Regions from separate parts of the Homo sapiens genome. Here all the other regions are linked to region 1. The links are chromatin contacts, found by Hi-C or POLR2A ChIA-PET in ENCODE. All regions are on one chromosome and are shown on one strand. The core of a region is the stretch at or near the end of the contact, and the rest is flanking DNA. Distances in the headings are between cores, read along the strand shown. Region 1 holds the start of MARS1 (methionyl-tRNA synthetase 1). Region 2 holds the start of RAB5B (RAB5B, member RAS oncogene family). Region 3 holds the start of PA2G4 (proliferation-associated 2G4). Region 4 holds the start of SPRYD4 (SPRY domain containing 4).

Region 1 (4,184 bases), core at 863-3,362:
GCAAACATAAGGACCTGGTAGGCAGGAGCGGGCATCTTTCCCCTTCTTTGTGAGGTTTCTCCAGTTGCTTTCCCCAGTTCCCTCAACCATCTTCTGCTATAGTTGCCCAGTCAAGCTGTACCTTGAAGGGAGTTCTCAGTATTCTACTGCCCATTCTGTAACCCCTACACCAAGCTCCTAGGGTTGGAGTGATATGCACAGTTCTCACCAGGGAGGTAGGCGGGATCTTGCAGTAATGGGTATAGGGCTCCCCACAAAACAATGTCGGCTAGAGATTCTGTCTCCTTTGTTGGGGATAGAAAAGGAAAATGTACACAAATGAGACACTCAGTTTCTTCCCAATGGTAATATCTAACATTTACTGAGCACTTTATATGTCAAGCACTGTATTAAGCACTTTATATGATCTCACTTAATCCTCACAATAACTCACTGAGATAGGTACTAATATTATCCCATTTCACAACTGAAAAAAATTGAGGATTAGAGAGATTAAGTGATTTGCCAAGATTACACTACTAGTAAGTGGCAGTGTTGGGTTCGAACACTCTGAATACAGTCTTCCCTCTTAATCCTTACACCATAAGCCTTCCCCAGTCCTCATCTCAAGACCCAACTCACCCCAGCCAGGAAAGGACAGTTCTGACGACTCAAGCTGTGGTCAATGTGAGTCAGGGCTCTCCGCACTGAACCAAGAACATCTTCCCCCTTCTTGCCTTGGACCACTAAATAGTACAGGGCAGCAGACAAAGCTGGCTAAAATGCAGGGGACATGAGTCAGGATGGCCACGCAGAACAAGGGCCTGCCTGACATCCCCCATACCTTAGTCCTACCTGCAGCTCTGTCGCTTCCCATTCCAGCCACTGGTTAGTGAGGTCATCTTGCTCCCAGCCAGATAACAAAAAAAAATATCTGCCCAGAGAGAGAGCAACAGATGATGGACTTAGAGGGGCCCATTTAGCCCATTTCTCATCACACAGGGAAACAATGGCTGCAAATAAAGCCACACAAATGACAGTGAGGCCTGATTTGATTCAGCCACCTCCCTACACCAAGGACCAATACTGACCGGCAGATTGCACTAGTGGAGAAGAGGTAGTTGCCGCTATCCAGCTGCAAGACAGGGACCTTAGGCCGGGTCAGGAACGGGACCACACAATCTGATGCAAGAATGGAAAATGGGTTAAAAAAAAAAAAGGAAAAGAAAAGAAATACTTTGTCAACTTAGGATAACCTTGCATTGTTCAGTGAGTAAAAAAAGAAAGATGGGCAGTCTCAACCCAGAAGTTCCAGGATAGGACCACTGAAAGGGGGTGGTCCGGAATGGGCTGGAGAGGCCAGCAGGTGTTCAGCTGAAACTGCCAGCTGGAAGCAACAGATGGGGACTGCAGAGGAGGTGGTGGTATTGGGATAGTGCTGCAGCCAAGAACTTAACGACTGAAAGTAACTGGGATATCTTCATAATTATCTGAAGGTCACAGTGGGAGAACAAAATTAAAAGAACTGAGAAGACTTACAAGAGAACCTCCTAAGAGTCACCCAAACAATCGGCTGAGAATGAGAAGAGGTAAACAGAAAGGAACGTGTGTGTGTGTTAGGAGGGGAGAGAGGGATTTCCTAAGAACACAAAAGGGTGCCTGGGGGCTGTCATGCTAGTAACTAAAGAGCAGAGGGGGATGCCTGATAGGTGTAGGAGAAGGTTGGGAAGGGAAGAGCAGTTTACTGGGGTGAGGCGGGGACCGGGAAGACGGAAGAGGGGAGGAGAGAGATAAGGGAAGGGTATTATATTGAGGGTAATTAAAGGAAGTGAAAGATGTGACTGGGAGGGAAGAAGGCGTGGAGTGATCAAGGATAATAGGAGAAGTGGTCGATTGGGGTGTGTGGCGAGGGCTAGGGGTTTGGCAAAGACAGCTGCAGAGAATCTGGCGTGTTTCGGTCCCGCCCCCCCATCCACCGCCCACCAGCACCAGCACGAGTACCTTCCGGGCCTACAGTGCTGATGAGCACCTCTGCTCTGCCCCGGGCTCTCCCGGCGGCGGCCAGCACCGGCAAGCAACCCGGGACGCCATCACTCACGAACAGTCTCATTTCGCCGTGAATCCCTCGCTGATGCAACCGGAACCGGCCTCCCGCTTCTGAGTTCAGCGGCCTCCGCGAGGCACGCCGGGAAATGGAGTTCCGTATTAGGCCACTGCCCTGGCACCGCTACCGGAAAGTAGACTATTTCTCCCATCATGCAACGCTAAGACACAGGAAAAGACTATCATCGAGATGAAGAGGCCGCAGATGCGGGCTAGACTGCACTTTTTTTTTTTTTTTTTTTTTTTTGTGAGAGGGCGTCTCCCTCTGTCACCTGGGCTGAAGTGCAGTGGCACGGTCTTGGCTCGCTGCAACCTCTGCCTCCAGGGTTCAAGTGATTCTCCGGCCTCAGCCTCCCATGCAGCTGGGACTACAGGCACGTGCCACCACGCTCGGCTAATTTTTGTATTTTTAGTAGAGGCGGGCTTTGACCATTTTGGCTAGGCTGGTCTCGAAGTCCTCACCTCAGATGATCCGCCCGCCTCGGCCTGCCAAAGTGCTAGGATTACAGGCGTGAGCCACTGCGCCCGGCCTAGAGCAGCACTTTTTTTCTGGAGATCCAGAAGAGACGTTTAGGTTTTAGGGCAAGTCGCACTTTTATCCTCTTACGCTGCTGGAGGGCGGTGACTGAAGCCGCGGCTGCTTCTCTTGTTGTGGAGAATGAAATGGCCATGTCATAACAGCAGCTACTCGCAGTGGCTCTCGATGCAAGCTCTTAACGGTCAGAGTTTTAGAGTTCGGAGTTACCATGTGCGGAATTAGTGACAAAGTGGAAGTTAGTGTACATATCCATCCTATCAACAACAACAACAAAAATGTACATAGGCCGGGCGCGGTGGCTTATGCATGTAATCCAGCACTTTGGGGAGTCGAGGCGGGCGGATCACCTGAGGTCAGCAGTTCGAGACCAGCCTGGCCAACATGCTGAAACCCCGTCTCTACTAAAAATACAAAATTAGCTGGGCATGGTGGCAGGCGCCTGTAATCCCAGCTACCCGGGAGACTGAGGCAAAAAAAATCGCCTGAACCCGGGAAGCGGAGGTTGCAGTGAGCCGAGACCGCGCCATTGCACTCCAGCCTGGGCAACAAGAGGAAACTCCGTCTCGAAAAAAAAGAATGTAGACAAGTAAAATATTAATACCAGTCTGAGTTCATATACAGCTCGACGTCTCATCAAAGGGGTAGAAGAGCATCTCTTTTTTTTTTTTTTCTTTGAGACGGAGTCTTGCTCTGCCCCCCAGTCTGGACTGCAGTGGCGCGATCTCGGCTCACTGCAACCTCCGTCCCCCGGGGTTCACGCCATTCTCCTGCCTCAGCCTCCCGAGTAGCTGGAACTACAGGTGCCCGCCACCACGCTCGGCTAATTTTTTGTATTTTTAGTAGAGACGGGGTTTCACCGTGTTAGCCAGGATGGTCTCGATCCCCCGACCTCGTGATCCGCCCGCCTCAGCCTCCCAAAGTGCTGGGATTACAGGCGTGCAGCCGCGCCCGGCCAAACATCTCTAGGGAAAAGATGAAATTGAGAAGTAAGGCCGGGCGCGGTGGCTCACGCCTGTAACCCCAGCACGTTGGGAGGCCGAGGCGAGCAGATGACTTGAGGTCAGGAGTTTGGGACCAGCCTGGCCAACGTGGTGAAACCCCTTCTTTAGTGAAAATACAAAAATTAGCTGGGTGTGGTGGTGCACGCCTGTCATCCCAGCTACTCAGGAGGCTGAGCCAGGAGAATCACTTGAACCCAGGAGGCAGAGGTTGCAGTGAGCCGAGATCGTGCCTCTACACTCCAGCCTGCACAATAGAGCAAGACTTCGTCTCAAAAAAAAAAAAATTGAGATTCAAGATGGCTAAGAGTTTGGCAATAAGTATATATTATGCAAGGAAGCACATACCTGTTATTGAGAAAGGGACGCTTCTTATTCATCTTTATATTATTTTAAGAATAATTAATATCTAATAGTACTTATGAGCTAGGCACTGTTTTAAGCACTTTATATTTGATCTCAGAAAATTCTATGGAGGTTCTGGGCCTTTTGAAGCTAGGCCATAAGAAGTTTTGCAGCTTCAGTTGCAGGCTATCTAGCACACTGGTAGCTTTGAGCTGCCATGT
Region 2 (4,184 bases), core at 768-3,267, 1.5 Mb after region 1:
TAAAATATGTACATATTAACTTTTGTAATTAAGAAATGTAGTGATGGCCGGGTGTGGTGGCTCACGCCTGTAATCCCAGCACTTTGGGAGGCCGAGGTGGGCGGATCATGAGGTCAAGAGATTGAGACCATCCTGGCCAACATGGTAAAACCCTGTCTCTACTAAAAATACAAAAATTAGCTGGGCGTGGTGGCGCACGCCTGTAGTCCCAGCTACTTGGGAGGCTGAGGCAGGAGAATCTCTTGAACCTGGGAGGTGGAGGTTGCAGTGAGACTCCGTCTCAAAAAAAAAAAAAAAAAAAAAAGAAATGTAGTGATAAAATATATTGGTAGAGACGCAGAAAAGGAGGAAGTACAGTAAGGGAAAATCCAATAGGCTCCAATCTATGAGGGACTAAGAAGGCTAGCAGACCATTAAAAATATGTGGGGAGGAGGGTACTCCACTCCTCTGCTTTGGCAATCTTTGTCTTTTTTTTTTTTGGAGACAGGGTCTCATTCTGTTGCCCAGGCTGGAGTGCAGTGGGAAGATCATGGCTCACTGCACCCTCGAACTCCCGGGCTCAAGTGATCCTCCTGTCTCAGCCTCCCAAAGTGCTGGGATTACAGGCGTGGGCTACTGCACCTCTGTATCTTTTTCTCTACTCACCATCTTCCCCAGATACTTCATAGTTTGACCCAACTTTCTAACAGCACAGAAATCTGGGCTTTTGAAGTAGACAAAGAACAAGGGGTGATGCCAAGCTTTTGAAATGGAATTTCTCACTCTTCCCCAAATCTCTTCCTCAGTGATATCACCGCATAGTTTCGGACCTGTTAACTCCATTACCTGCCTGGGAAATACCCAAGTCAAGTCTAAGTCCCACAAAAGTTTCACCAACTATGATCAGAAGATCTCCTGATGGCTGAGGATCTCTAAGCCCCTTTCCCATGTAGATAATGAAATAGATATGAAATAGATTCTCAGTTCTAGGAGACATGGTATTTGCTATAGACCACATTATTAAGTGGGAAAGAAGTGGACAAAACATGCCCCCAATCCAACTTCTTAGCTCTTTCATAGGACATGAAACAGTAAGTTAAGAAACAGACTGCAGTATAGACCAGCTATGAGGCCAACAGAAAGTGTAGGGGCTGAGTTTGGAGCAGCCAACAGTCATGGAAAAAAAAAAATTACTTTGATCTTCATCCCTACCCTGGGAGTTTTAAAAAGCTTCAAATTACCACATCTAAACACTAAAGGGAACAAAAGAGTGTGTACTCCCAAGACCCAGAGCCCCCAGCCCACCCTTCAGCATTCCCAGAAGTTCCCATAACTGATACCAGGCCCTGCTTCCATTACTTCAACTACCTTAGTCTTCTAGATTAATACAGCCTTCTTCATTTTCCCCAGTTCTCCCTCACTGAACCCAAATCTCTCTCAGCTCAACACCATAGCACCCTCAGTTCTTTTTACAATAGGCACTTTCCCTGAAAAGAACGCTTCTTACCCAACTAAGAACCCTTCTCAGGCCCTTCCAATGAACCTCTCTGCAGGGACCCAGCCCCAGTCACCCCCGGGGCTCGGGCGACAGGTCTGACCCTCCTCACCTCCCGGCAAATGGGCTTACCTCACCCGCTGCCCTGTTCCTTTCCCCAGCTCCTCCCTCTTCAGCGCTGCTTAATGAGGCCTGCCCCTGCCCTCACTCAAGCTCCAGGCCTCCAGCCCCCGGCCCTCGGCCTGGCCGCCGCCACAGCCCAGCCGCCTTCCCGACTCACCAACTTCGGGGTCCCAGGCCGCCCAGTCCCCTCCTCAGCGACCCCCATTAGGCCTGCCGGGGCCCGGCCCCCTTCTCCCCTCTCCGGTGGGCCACTCTAACCCCTCGCTTAGGACCAGACCCGCCTCCGCTCTCAGGCCAGGCTGCTCTCATCTCCCGGGCGCTTCCGCCCCTGCCCTTTGGGCTCCATCAGCTCGGTACCTGGGGCTCCGTCTCCCCCGTCGGCCCCAAGCCTGTGTCGAACAGACAAACAGCTGCAGCTCAACCAAACCCTCCTGCCCCTCCTTCTCCTCCTCGCCCTGGGGCGGGGCTCCAGCCAATAGCTCGATTACCCGCCTACCTTCGAGGGTGGGCTATATGTGCACTCATCCACCAATCCTCTGGAGAAAGGCGAGTCTCTTTGGGCGCTGTCACCAACAAGTACGAGCAAGGGACGCGACAGGCGGGGCCACAAGCCAATAGCGAGGGAGAAACCTCGAAGATGGACGAGGTAAGGAGCCATTAAAGAGCAAGCTCCTGAAGACAGGGGGCGGTACACTGCCGACAGGCGTATGTATCCACCAATAAAATCTCGACACCCCATGACCCCGCCTTTTGACTCATAAACATCTAATCAGGTGAGTGATGGAGGCGGGTCAAAGTGAAACTTTAACCAGTACTGCGAAAATACGGTACTTGACTGGCAGGCAAGGAGGGGTTGAAGGAAGCCTTAGGAAGGCCGCTACTGACCTTCGCCCCTCCCCCTGGACTTGGCTGGGGCTGGCTCTAGTGCCCTGCCTTCTATGACAAATTCGCGGGCGTAAAGGGAAATACCTCTTCTAGGGATCCGGAGCCTGGGAATTTAAGTAACCCTGACATCAGCGCTTCCTCCTTTTAGTGAGGCTTCAGTGGACAGGCGTATTTGGGGTGGCCGCGGGCGGTCTGAGATGTTTTTTGGTGGAATGAGACAATGGCAACTACAAGAAGTGGTAGCTTGGAGACGCTTTTTCAGAATCGTATGTAAATGTAAATAAAAGAATCTTTGGAAAACTTTTCTGTCTGTGATATGAAACAGAAAGGAAAAACGGCGGGCTTACTGGGAAATGCAGTGTCGAAAGGCAAATTCCCCGGGAGCCCTCTTCCTGCCGCTATGTATGTGCATGGGTGTGTGTATGTATGGGGTGTGTGTGCATATATGGTGTGTATGTGGTGTGTGTGTATTTGGTATATGTATACGTGGTGTGTGTGGTATATGTGTGTATATGATGTGTGTGTGGTGTGTGTATGTGATGTGTGTGTGGTGTGGTGTGTGTGTGGTATGTTGGCTGGGGGAAAGGAGGTTTGCTGGTGTGTGGAGAAAGTGAAGTAGGAAGTATATAGGCTTCAGTTTCCCCAGCCATAAATAGGGATGATAATAACCACTTTGTTCACCGTCAGCACTAGCCAAAATGGGGTGGGGTGGGCAGCCATGCACAGAGAGATTAGGAAAAGGGGTCTGAAATCAATGATCACATACACACATTCATATTCTGTCTCCCACCATTCTTTCAGTAAATAAGAGGAGGAAAGAGATGAACTATAAAACTAGGCACATTTTTTTAATGAGCTACAAACTAAATTACAAATAACGTTAATAGCAAGAGCACTCAAGGACAAGGGTGACAGAGACAAATCATAAAAAAAAAATGCTTTTTTTTTTTAGCACTGTCATTACAAAACCCCAAGGTGCACATGGCAACAAATCCACCCACTATGACCAAAAAAAAAAAAAAAAAGCCAACTCTACTATTGGATATAACCTGAAATATAAATATAATTGTTCATCCTTCTTTTAAAGAAATATTTTTACCCATGCCCTCACTCAATCACAGCCCTGAAAAAGTGTCAGCATTCTCAAAATGATGCCTAAACCCTAACTTCTAACTCCTATGGGGTAGGAGGTGGACGTCAGAGGAAAATGGGATCAGGGATCCTTGGCAACTGAACAACTAAGAATACTAAAAGGAAGAGAAAAATTCAAACATCTCTCACCTGCCTCATAAGGCCATGGTGAAGCAATAGATTGGAATGAAGCACAATCCCTGTCTCAGGGCCTCCCAGATTCCTCATGCCTGTAGAAGGGACAAACAAGGGGACTGGGGCCAATCATTTTTCTGCAGCCCCACCCGGGCTGAGTCTTCAGTCTCCCAGCCTATTAGGTGAGGCAAAACACTAACTAGGGTATAAACTGATTGGATCTATTTTTTCAACCGAATTCTTTAAAATAGACTCCTCCCAGTGGTTTTGTTTTACTTGGTTCTCAAAAGCACCAACTTAGCCCCCGCTATCATTTGGCCTTTATAAACATTGTGGCAGCAGGAGGCTTGGGATCCTGGTCATCCCAAACACTGGAAATAATAATTATGGGGCATTCAGAGATTGGTACGGCAAATCTAACGTGTAGGAAGGCTT
Region 3 (4,184 bases), core at 528-3,027, 1.4 Mb after region 1:
TTCAGAGGGTTCTTGCCATGGTATCCCCACATACACGCAAAGACTAGATGAAATTTATAGGCATCAGGGACAAGAAGGTAGACAGAATTGCTGACTCGAAGCCGATGCACTGTTAAATGTTACCGCATTCCTTTCTCAGACACTCTAATTAGGTGTTAGGAATCTCAATCTATATAGACTTATTTCCTCATAAACAAGTGCATAAGCCAAGGAAACTTAATCTAAGGTCCCTGGGTTTCATTTCGGGGGATCATGGCTTATCTAAAAGAAATATGAGGCCAAAGTTATAAACTGTAAGAGATTTTCTGATTCAAACCACTAGTATCTCAAATACTAAAAGGCACCAAAAACCAGGGTACGATACTAAATGTCCACTGTGATATAAAGCACAGGTTTGACTTTTGGTATCTCAGTTTTGGTGATTCTTTGAAAGCTGGTAAAACTCAGATTTTCACCCACAGGACGGGAGGCATCCTAAATACCTGTTCCCCACCATCTTTGCTGTTAAAACCATTTAAAAGCACAATGACAAGCAGTTTGTATCTCCCTAACTGGAATAAAATGGAAAGGCTAACTGGAAAGAGAGAAAAGAGAAAGTGGCATCTGCCTAGAGTGACAGGCAACTGCTGAGATCGTCAGAGCACACCTGGAGTAAGGATGACTTGTGAAAATCCTAAAATCAGTCCTCCCTTTTCCAGTAATGTTCACAAGCTTGCCTAGTTGGGATAAGACGGAGACCCCAAAACATTTGAGTTGTCAAGTCACTGAGAACAACAAATGTGAATGCTAACTAAGACTATCTGCACAGATTGGAAAGGTGGTAGTAATGAGTAACTTCAAGAAAAGCCATATATATCTCCAAGACTTGCATTAGAAGCTCCAGGAGTGCTCTCCAACGGTCTCCTTAGCTGGCCCAAGGTAGAAGGGGGCCCCCACCAGGGTAAGAGCTGAAGTAAAGAAGGAAAGGCTCCAGCAAAGCACGTGGTGGGGAAGCTGGTGGTGGGGAAGCTGGTGTCAGGGACACTAGCGGAGTAAGAAGGGGGCCAGCCATCCGCAATGGGACCCAGCAACACGTGCCGGCTTGGCTCCTGACGCCCCGGAGACGCTACAAAAACAGAGGGGCACTTCTGTCGCCAATAGCTGGGCGCTTCCTTTTCGAGGTGGCCTCGCCGCTGCCAGAATCAGAGGAAGCAATAATCGGGAATGAAGGATAGGAACAAGAGAAAACACGTCTTGCCTCCTAACAAACGGCCTCGGGTCGGAGCCTGCCAGGGTCCCCTCTCTGCGCTCATCCTGGTCGCCGACCCGCACCTCCATAGACTTCAGCCTGGGCCTGCCCGCTCAGGTCCCAGGCGCGACACCGGGTCTTCCCACCACGCCGTGCCCAGCGGACCGGTGCGGGCCCCTCAGTAGCTCAGTCCGCATGACCCCTCCGCTCCAGCCCCTTCCGGGCCAGCCTGTTACCTTTCCCTATCAGCCTTGATTCCCCGACCCCCGAGGCCGCACTCACTGTTGGCGATGTCGCCCCCCATCTTATACTTGGTCACGACCAGGTCCTCAGCGATAGTTTGCTCCTGTTGCTCGTCCTCGCCCGACATCTTCCTACTACCACCACTGCAGCCTCGTTTCCCCTGAGCCGCCGCCGCCTCTGTCTCCCTTCCCAGCCACAGGCTGTGGTCAGAGTCCCCTCGATCCTCGAGGAGAGGGCGAGCGAAAGCGCGAGCAAGCAAGGGAGCGGGCAGGCAGGCGAGAGCGAGAAGCTGCGAGCGCGCGGGCTGAGGCGCAGGGCACGCTGGGACAACTAGTCCTCTCGGCCGCCAGACTCTAGCCGCTCTCGAGGGCCTTCGAACTACAATTCCCAGCCTGCCTCTCGCGCTCCTAAGCCAGGCCCTGGGGCCTTGCCCTCCAAGGGCCTCGCACGCCGGAATCGCCGGGCACTCTGGGAAGGGTCAGGCTCCGGCGGGAAGGCGGAGCCGTTGGGGAGCTTGAGGGGAAGCGTGGTCTCTCCCGGAAAAACCACTTCCACCGAGAACGCTGAGCGAGAGCCAGTAACAGAGAGGGGCGGGCTGAGGGGAGAGGGGCGGAGCTACGGCGGGGAAATAGGTTTAAAGTCGAGCGGGCAGGGGTGGAGTAGAGTGGAGCCGCAGCGGGTGGGCAGTGTCTACACCTAGGTCGGGGAGGCTGGGTGCGCCCTTCTTCGGATCCCTGGGTCGGCTGGCGAAACCCGCCCAGCCGGTCCAGTCGTCCTCCGAAGCTGGGAGAACAGGGAGGGGCAGACAGGTGGAAGAAGACCAAGGGTGCTGGTAACGGGGGCTAACTGGGCAGCCAGACACCGGAGGGATCATCCATTTAAAGGCCTCGCAATCTAGAGGCCGGACTCCTAATGAAGTAACATGACTTTATTGTTCCAATAACAGGCACCTGGATGGAGCACCTAAGGGAAGTGTTCAGAAAGACATGTTTGTTGAGAGTTCTTACCGTGAAAAAATAAAAAGATTTGATGACTTTTCTAAGATAATGAATTCAGAAGCATCTGGAGGTTTCAGTGTTTGGCCTCTGAAGGAGGGCTTATAGGGCTTTTTATAAGTCCTAAAGCACGTAGGTTCTTTTTGTTATTCCCAATTGGTTGCCTTGTAGATTCCTACTAAAACCCTTAATGAAAAGGACTATGCGCTATGGTTGTTCTAAAGAAATAGAAGTAATAGTAGGACTAGAGAAAGCTGCATGGGACAGAGTAGCACTGTCAGAACACAGAAAGGTGAGTATCCACTGCTGAGGAGCAGATCTCTTATCTAACATACGAAATGTCTTCATTTGACAGACAGGAAGCTGAAAAAAAACTTTGGCATTTTTATTCAGACACGTATAAAAACAAAACAAAAAACTTCAGTGATACAACAGACGTTTTCCCTTAGTTCCCCATCCAAGGGGACAGAGGTGTGCAGCTGAAGCTGGATCTTTTTTCTGTCCTACCTGGAAGCTTCTCACTGCTGGATGAGAATGGCTTCTAAAAGTGGATCTTGGGGATCCTTGTGAATTTGCCCTCGGATAAGGAGTGAAGATCATTTACGGCACATGTGGATTATGGTTTACACAAAGATGTCCAGTTATTTTTCCTTCTGACTACCCCCACCACCACTTCCTGAGATGAGATGTCTAGGTATAGGAGGATGTGGCTGTTGGGGTTAGACTTGATTCAGTGCAAAAACAAGAAACAGTGCCCCTTAAACAAGGGCTGTAACTTAAATCAGTTTTTCTTGGCACCTTACAATAAGAGCACATGCACAGGAATTGGGAGGATTTTGCATCCTGGATCTACTGCTTAATTTATTTCATCTCTTTAAGGCTCAGTTTCTTTTTTTTTTTTCCCCTGTAGAGACAGTGTCTTGCTATGTTTCCATAGGCTTATCTCTAATTCTGGGCTCAAGTGATCTTCCCATCTCAGCCTCCCAAAGTGCTGGCTGGGATTACAGGCATGAGCCACTGCACCCAGTTCTAAAGTTTTTTTTTTTTTTTTTTTTTTTTTTTTAAAGAGATGGGGGTCTTACTATGTTGGCTAAGCTGGTCTCAAACTCCTTGCCTCAGGTAATCCTTCTGCCTCAGCCTCCCAAAGTGCTGAGATTACAGGCATGAGCCACCATGCCCGACTTCCCTTTGTGTAAAATGAGATAATATGTATGTCACAGAATTGTTTTAAGGATGATAAAGGACTAAGTGAGATAATGTAGGTGAAGTTTAGTATGATGCCTGGCTCATAGTTAAGTGCTGAATTATGATAGTAATCAATATCTACTCCTAACCTCTTTCTTCACAGATTTTAAGCTTCTGTCTTTCTAGGGGGTTAAGAGTCATAAACCAAAATTACACTTTCCTCTGCTAGGTTTCCTCCCTTTCCTCTTCTTGACAGTCTGATGGGAAACAAAGGCACACATAAGAGCCTAGTTCCAAGTAGTCAAGAGCCTGAGAGGAAGGGATATGGAGAGTAATCCTTCATATCTCCAGGAGTGCCTGTGAAGAAGCTGAGGAATGGGACTGGGAAAGCACACAAAATAAGGAAAACCTTTCCTGGGGTTGGGAAAGAGAAGAAAGTGCACAGCTGGCTACATACCATAAGAATTTTGTGTCAAAATGTTTAAAAGCCTCCAAAGATTGAATGGAATTGTCTGGGACTGGGGAAAAGGGGC
Region 4 (4,184 bases), core at 910-3,409, 1.0 Mb after region 1:
GTCTAAACAGGCTCTGAAACAGATTGTGCAAAACCTCAGGCCTCCTTCCTTCCTCGGGAAGTTCCAACTGTGGCAGAAATGAAGATGGAACTTCTCAAGAATAAACAGTTTTGGCCGGGTGTGGTGGCTCACGCCTGAAATCCCAGCACTTTGGGAGGCCAAGGTGGGCTGATCACATGAGGCCAGGAGTTCGAGACCAGCCTGGCCAATATGGCAAAACCCCATCTCTACTAAAAATATAAAAATGAGACGGGCATGGTGGCACACACCTGTAATCCTAGCTACTCAGGAGGCTGAGGCACGAGAGTCGCTTGAACCCAAAAGGCAGAGTTTGCAGTGAGCCAAGATCATGCCACTGCACTCCAGCCTGGGTGACAGAGTGAGACTCTGTCTCAAAAATAAATAAATAGTTTCTAGCACTCATCCCCTAGATATCCCCCAAGTGTCTCTCTTCCCCTTTGGTCAAGGTTATAACTGGGATAATGATTATGACAGACTGGCTGGGTGTCAGAGGTACAGATTTAAGGTAGATGGACTCAGGGTAAGGATAGCTACAGCTGTGTGGGGCTGAAGGTCTGTGGCACTGAGCTACTGGGGAAGGAGGGCTCTGTTTTCATTTTGACACACTGAGTTAATAAAGCACTTACTGAGGGAGCCAGAGCCCAAACTCTAAATGTGCTGTAGAAAAAGGGCCAAGTCATTGACTGCACCACTCCTTCAGCCAGAGGTAGAAAGGATTTACTCTTCAGCCATCTGGTAGAGCCCCAAGAACAAGTTACATGTGGACAAAGGGAGGGAGAGGTATCATGGTGATTAATAAATTCAAACAAAGCTGAATGATAAGACCCCAGGATGGAATACAGTCTGAGAAAGGCCTGGGCAAAGGGAGGCAGAGGGACTGAAGGAAGCAGGTCAAGGAAGATACACCCATGGTAGCCTAGGAAATTGGCAGTAGTTGGTGGGTGGGGAAAAGGAGGGTTTGGCTGTATGCCTAGCTTTCACAAGGTAGGGGATGAGGAAGATGATCATGATATTGCACAGAGGACCCAACACTGAATTGTGGGAGCTAGAGGTTGCTTGAGGCAAAGTAAAAAGGCTTCGGACACTTTCAAAAGGAGGCTGGCCAAAGGCGTGATTAGGGACTCCAGTAATGGACATACTAGAGGCCCTCGGGCACCTCAAGCCCTGAATGGGTCAGCAGCTCCCCATCCCAGAGAGCAAAGGCAGGCACCACTGGACCCCGGAAATCTGTCTGTAGCGTGTGAACCACAGAGACCTGGCTCACATCCACCAGGCTCAGCTTCTGGGCCTCATACTCCAGCAACAGCCCCACCTTCTCTGGCTGCCCAATACCCTCAACTGGGGCTTTCTCGTTGGCCAACATGGTGTACCACTTGCGCTGGGCATAGGTGAACACCCAGGAACGATCATCAACACCAATGCAGCTATCCCGGGACATGTCCACATCTGCCACTCCTATCCGGAACTGCTGGGAGCGCTTCACTGTCACTTCCCAGTAGTGTCTGCCACTGGTGACCGCTGTGTCTGCCAGCACCACTGCCCACTCCCGGAAGCGCTCCACATTCAAGGCCACCTTGGTGGGCTCCAATCCCACCAAGCCATATTTGACACCCGTATCATCTCTGAAGAGTGCCAGGCTGCTGTGGGCGGTTTTTTCTTCCAGTTTGAAACTGACGCCTGCGGGCAGAGCAAAAAGACGGGATAATAACAGGGGCTAGAACCCTAGGGCTGGTGATATATTCAGATATGAGGCAGGCAGCCATGATACACGAGCAACTAGGGAAGAGTCAGAATGCCAAGCGGGCAAGAGAGTCGCGAGGTCGCTTTACTACGGATAGCTCACGGAGCTGAAAAACTCGGATTGAGTAAGTCCCGGAATTTAAAGAAACCAAATGGTATCACAGGTTTGGAATCTTAAGACCAAGGCAGGTGGGGAAGGAAAAGACCCGAGAGGGTTGGAGTTGCTTCTCGGAGTGGGGTCTGGGAATAATAGACGGCAGCCATTCTGGAGGTAAAAGAGTAAAAAGAGATAATCCTACCTCTCTGGGCCTCTGTGGAGGCAACTCCCAATCGTTTGGCTCCCCAGCGGCACAAGCGCAAAGAACGTGCAAAAAGCAGCGCCATCTTGCGCCTTGGATGAACCGGGCACGCCTCCCGCTTACAGACACAGCCATCTGCCCGCCCGCTCCCCTAGCACGTGGTGCGCGAGGGGCGGCCGCGCAGTGTTATGACGTAGGCGACGCCCGGGGGCGGGCGGCCGCCAAGGTAGTGGTTTCTGTTCTGTTTCTGCCCGCGGTTAATGCTGCTTATTCAGTTTTTCTGCGTAGACGAACGCTGCTCACATTTGAACTACGTAAAACTTTTAGAGATATAGTGTAGCCAGATGCTTAGAAGTATAGATTTTAAAATTAGACAGTACTGTAATTAGCTTTGATCCCGGCTTCACTGTGTGAGTTTGGGCAACTCACTCCACTTTTCTGAGCCTTAGTGTTCTAATTTATAAAATAGAAATTATATACAGACCTTAGTAATAATTAAGTGAGAATAATCTAGGCCGGGCGCGGTGGCTCACGCCTGCAATCTCAGCACTTTGGGAGGCCGAGGCAGGCGGATCACGAGGTCAGGAGATCAAGACCATCCTGGCCAATATGGTGAAACCCCGCCTCTACCAAAAGTACAAAAATTAGCCGGGCGTGGTGGCGCGCGCCTGTAATCCCAGCTACCCGGGAGGCTGAGGCAGGAGAATCGCTTGAACCAGGGAGTGGGAGGTTGCAGTGAGCCGAGATTCTGCCACTGCACTCCAGCCTGGTGACAGAGCAAGACTCCATCTCAAAAAATAATAATAATTAATCTAGATATATATTGGCAAATAGCAACCATTGGGTAATTCACAGTTGTTTATAATTAATAGTAAATACATAAATACTGTTAATGTTGGTTTTGTATGTTCAAGGCTAGGAACGGATGGTTTAACTCAGCATTCAGTTTTCTGAACTTAACCAAGAGTAGCAATATTTTGGTTCAGGGTATGAGGTAGGAGATTATGGACAGCCTATATTGAACATTTCGATCTGCATTCCATTTTATTTTATTTTTTGAGACAGGGTCTCATTCTGTCACCCAGGCTGCATGCAGCACAGTGGCGCAAACACAGCTCACTGCAACCTTCATCTCCGAGGCACAAGCGATCTTCCTGCTTCAGCCTCCCATGTAGCTGGGACCACATGTGCACGCACCATGCCCCGTTAACTTTTTTGTAGAAACGGGGGTTTCGCTTTGTTGACCAAGTTGTTCTCGAATTCTCGGGCTCAAGCCATCCTCCCACCTTTGCCTCCCAAAGTGCTGTGATTACAGGTGTTAGCCACTATGCCAGGCCTACATTTTTTTAATCAGTCCACTTCTCAAGGTTCTGCTGGCCAGTGCAATAGCAACATACATCCCACCTCCATCCTCCTACCCCTCAAAAAAGGATTTTAGATATATATTTTTAAAATGTATATTCTGAGACGGAGTGTCACTCTATCACCCAGGCTGGAGTGCAGTGGTTTGATCTTGGCTAACTGCAGCCTCTGCCTCTGGAGTTCAAGCAATTTTCCTGTCTCAGCCTCCTGAGTAGCTGGAATTACAGATGCCCACCAACCACACCTGGCTAATTTTTTTTTGAGACTGAGTCTCACTCTGTTGCCCAGGCTGGAGTGCAGTGGCGCAACCTTGGCTCACTGTAACCTCCGCCTCCCGGGTTCAAGCAATTCTCTTGTCTCAGCCTCCTGAGTAGCTGGGACTACAGGCGCATGCCACTACGTCCGGCTAATTTTTGTATTTTTAGTAGAGACGGGTTTCACCATATTGGTCAGGCTGGTCTCAAACTCCTGACCTCAGGTGATCCACCCATCTCAGCCTCCCAAAGTGCTGGGATTACAGACGTGAGCCACTGCACCTGGCCTAATTTTTGTATTTTTAGTAGAGACAGGGTTTCACCATGTTGGCCAGGCTGGTCTCGAACTCCTGACCTCAAGTGATCCACCCACCTTAGCTTCCCAAAGTGCTGGGATTACAGGTGTGAGCCACCACACCTGGCTTCTGGCCTAGATATTTAAAAGCCTAAATAACTAACCAAAAATTCTTCCTCCTCTCCCAGAGTGGTAACTGCCTTGAATGATGCA

What was found. Hi-C counts contacts between places; a loop is a spot of excess contacts on that map. ChIA-PET counts read pairs that join two places held with the same protein, here RNA polymerase II (POLR2A). Pooled maps may share reads with other maps.
Region 2: a pooled map shows a loop between it and region 1 (5-fold over the local background). The contact joins the promoter of RAB5B here to the promoter of MARS1 in region 1. A Hi-C loop is called at or near these places in 4 of 50 pooled maps. POLR2A ChIA-PET finds 5 or more read pairs at or near these places in 2 of 52 experiments (WTC11 and activated T-cell).
Region 3: a pooled map shows a loop between it and region 1 (15-fold over the local background). The contact joins the promoter of PA2G4 here to the promoter of MARS1 in region 1. A Hi-C loop is called at or near these places in 1 of 168 maps with a recorded cell type or tissue (naive thymus-derived CD4-positive, alpha-beta T cell), 4 of 37 single-sample maps with no recorded cell type and 8 of 50 pooled maps. POLR2A ChIA-PET finds 5 or more read pairs at or near these places in 1 of 52 experiments (GM10248).
Region 4: a loop to region 1 is called in a pooled map, with 5 times the contacts of the local background. The contact joins the promoter of SPRYD4 here to the promoter of MARS1 in region 1. A Hi-C loop is called at or near these places in 1 of 37 single-sample maps with no recorded cell type and 4 of 50 pooled maps. POLR2A ChIA-PET finds 5 or more read pairs at or near these places in 1 of 52 experiments (CD8-positive, alpha-beta memory T cell).

The regions. Positions count from the first base shown.
Region 1 is chr12:57,485,996-57,490,179 of GRCh38, reverse strand. It overlaps MARS1 (methionyl-tRNA synthetase 1), which reads right to left and starts at 2,112. Exons shown (of 21, transcript NM_004990.4): 1 at 1,981-2,112; 2 at 1,071-1,161; 3 at 835-913; 4 at 622-756; 5 at 209-284. The coding sequence starts at 2,089. It also overlaps a transcript of ARHGAP9 not described here. RefSeq lists enhancers at 1,241-2,187, 1,985-2,374, 2,188-3,135.
Region 2 is chr12:55,971,911-55,976,094 of GRCh38, reverse strand. It overlaps RAB5B (RAB5B, member RAS oncogene family), which reads right to left and starts at 2,017. Exons shown (of 6, transcript NM_002868.4): 1 at 1,956-2,017. It overlaps CDK2 (cyclin dependent kinase 2), which reads right to left. Exons shown (of 7, transcript NM_001798.5): 7 at 3,306-4,184. RefSeq lists an enhancer at 2,124-2,273.
Region 3 is chr12:56,102,152-56,106,335 of GRCh38, reverse strand. It overlaps PA2G4 (proliferation-associated 2G4), which reads right to left and starts at 1,777. Exons shown (of 13, transcript NM_006191.3): 1 at 1,511-1,777. The coding sequence starts at 1,598. It overlaps ERBB3 (erb-b2 receptor tyrosine kinase 3), which reads right to left. Exons shown (of 28, transcript NM_001982.4): 28 at 2,831-4,184. LOC105369782 (a long non-coding RNA gene) reads left to right here and starts at 1,917. Exons shown (of 2, transcript XR_944995.4): 1 at 1,917-2,048; 2 at 2,418-2,522. RefSeq lists enhancers at 1,503-1,722, 1,733-2,082.
Region 4 is chr12:56,466,553-56,470,736 of GRCh38, reverse strand. SPRYD4 (SPRY domain containing 4) reads right to left here and starts at 2,159. Exons shown (of 2, transcript NM_207344.4): 1 at 2,061-2,159; 2 at 1-1,698. The coding sequence starts at 2,145. The coding sequence ends at 1,160. RefSeq lists enhancers at 1,312-1,441, 1,862-1,911, 2,232-2,411, 2,422-2,491.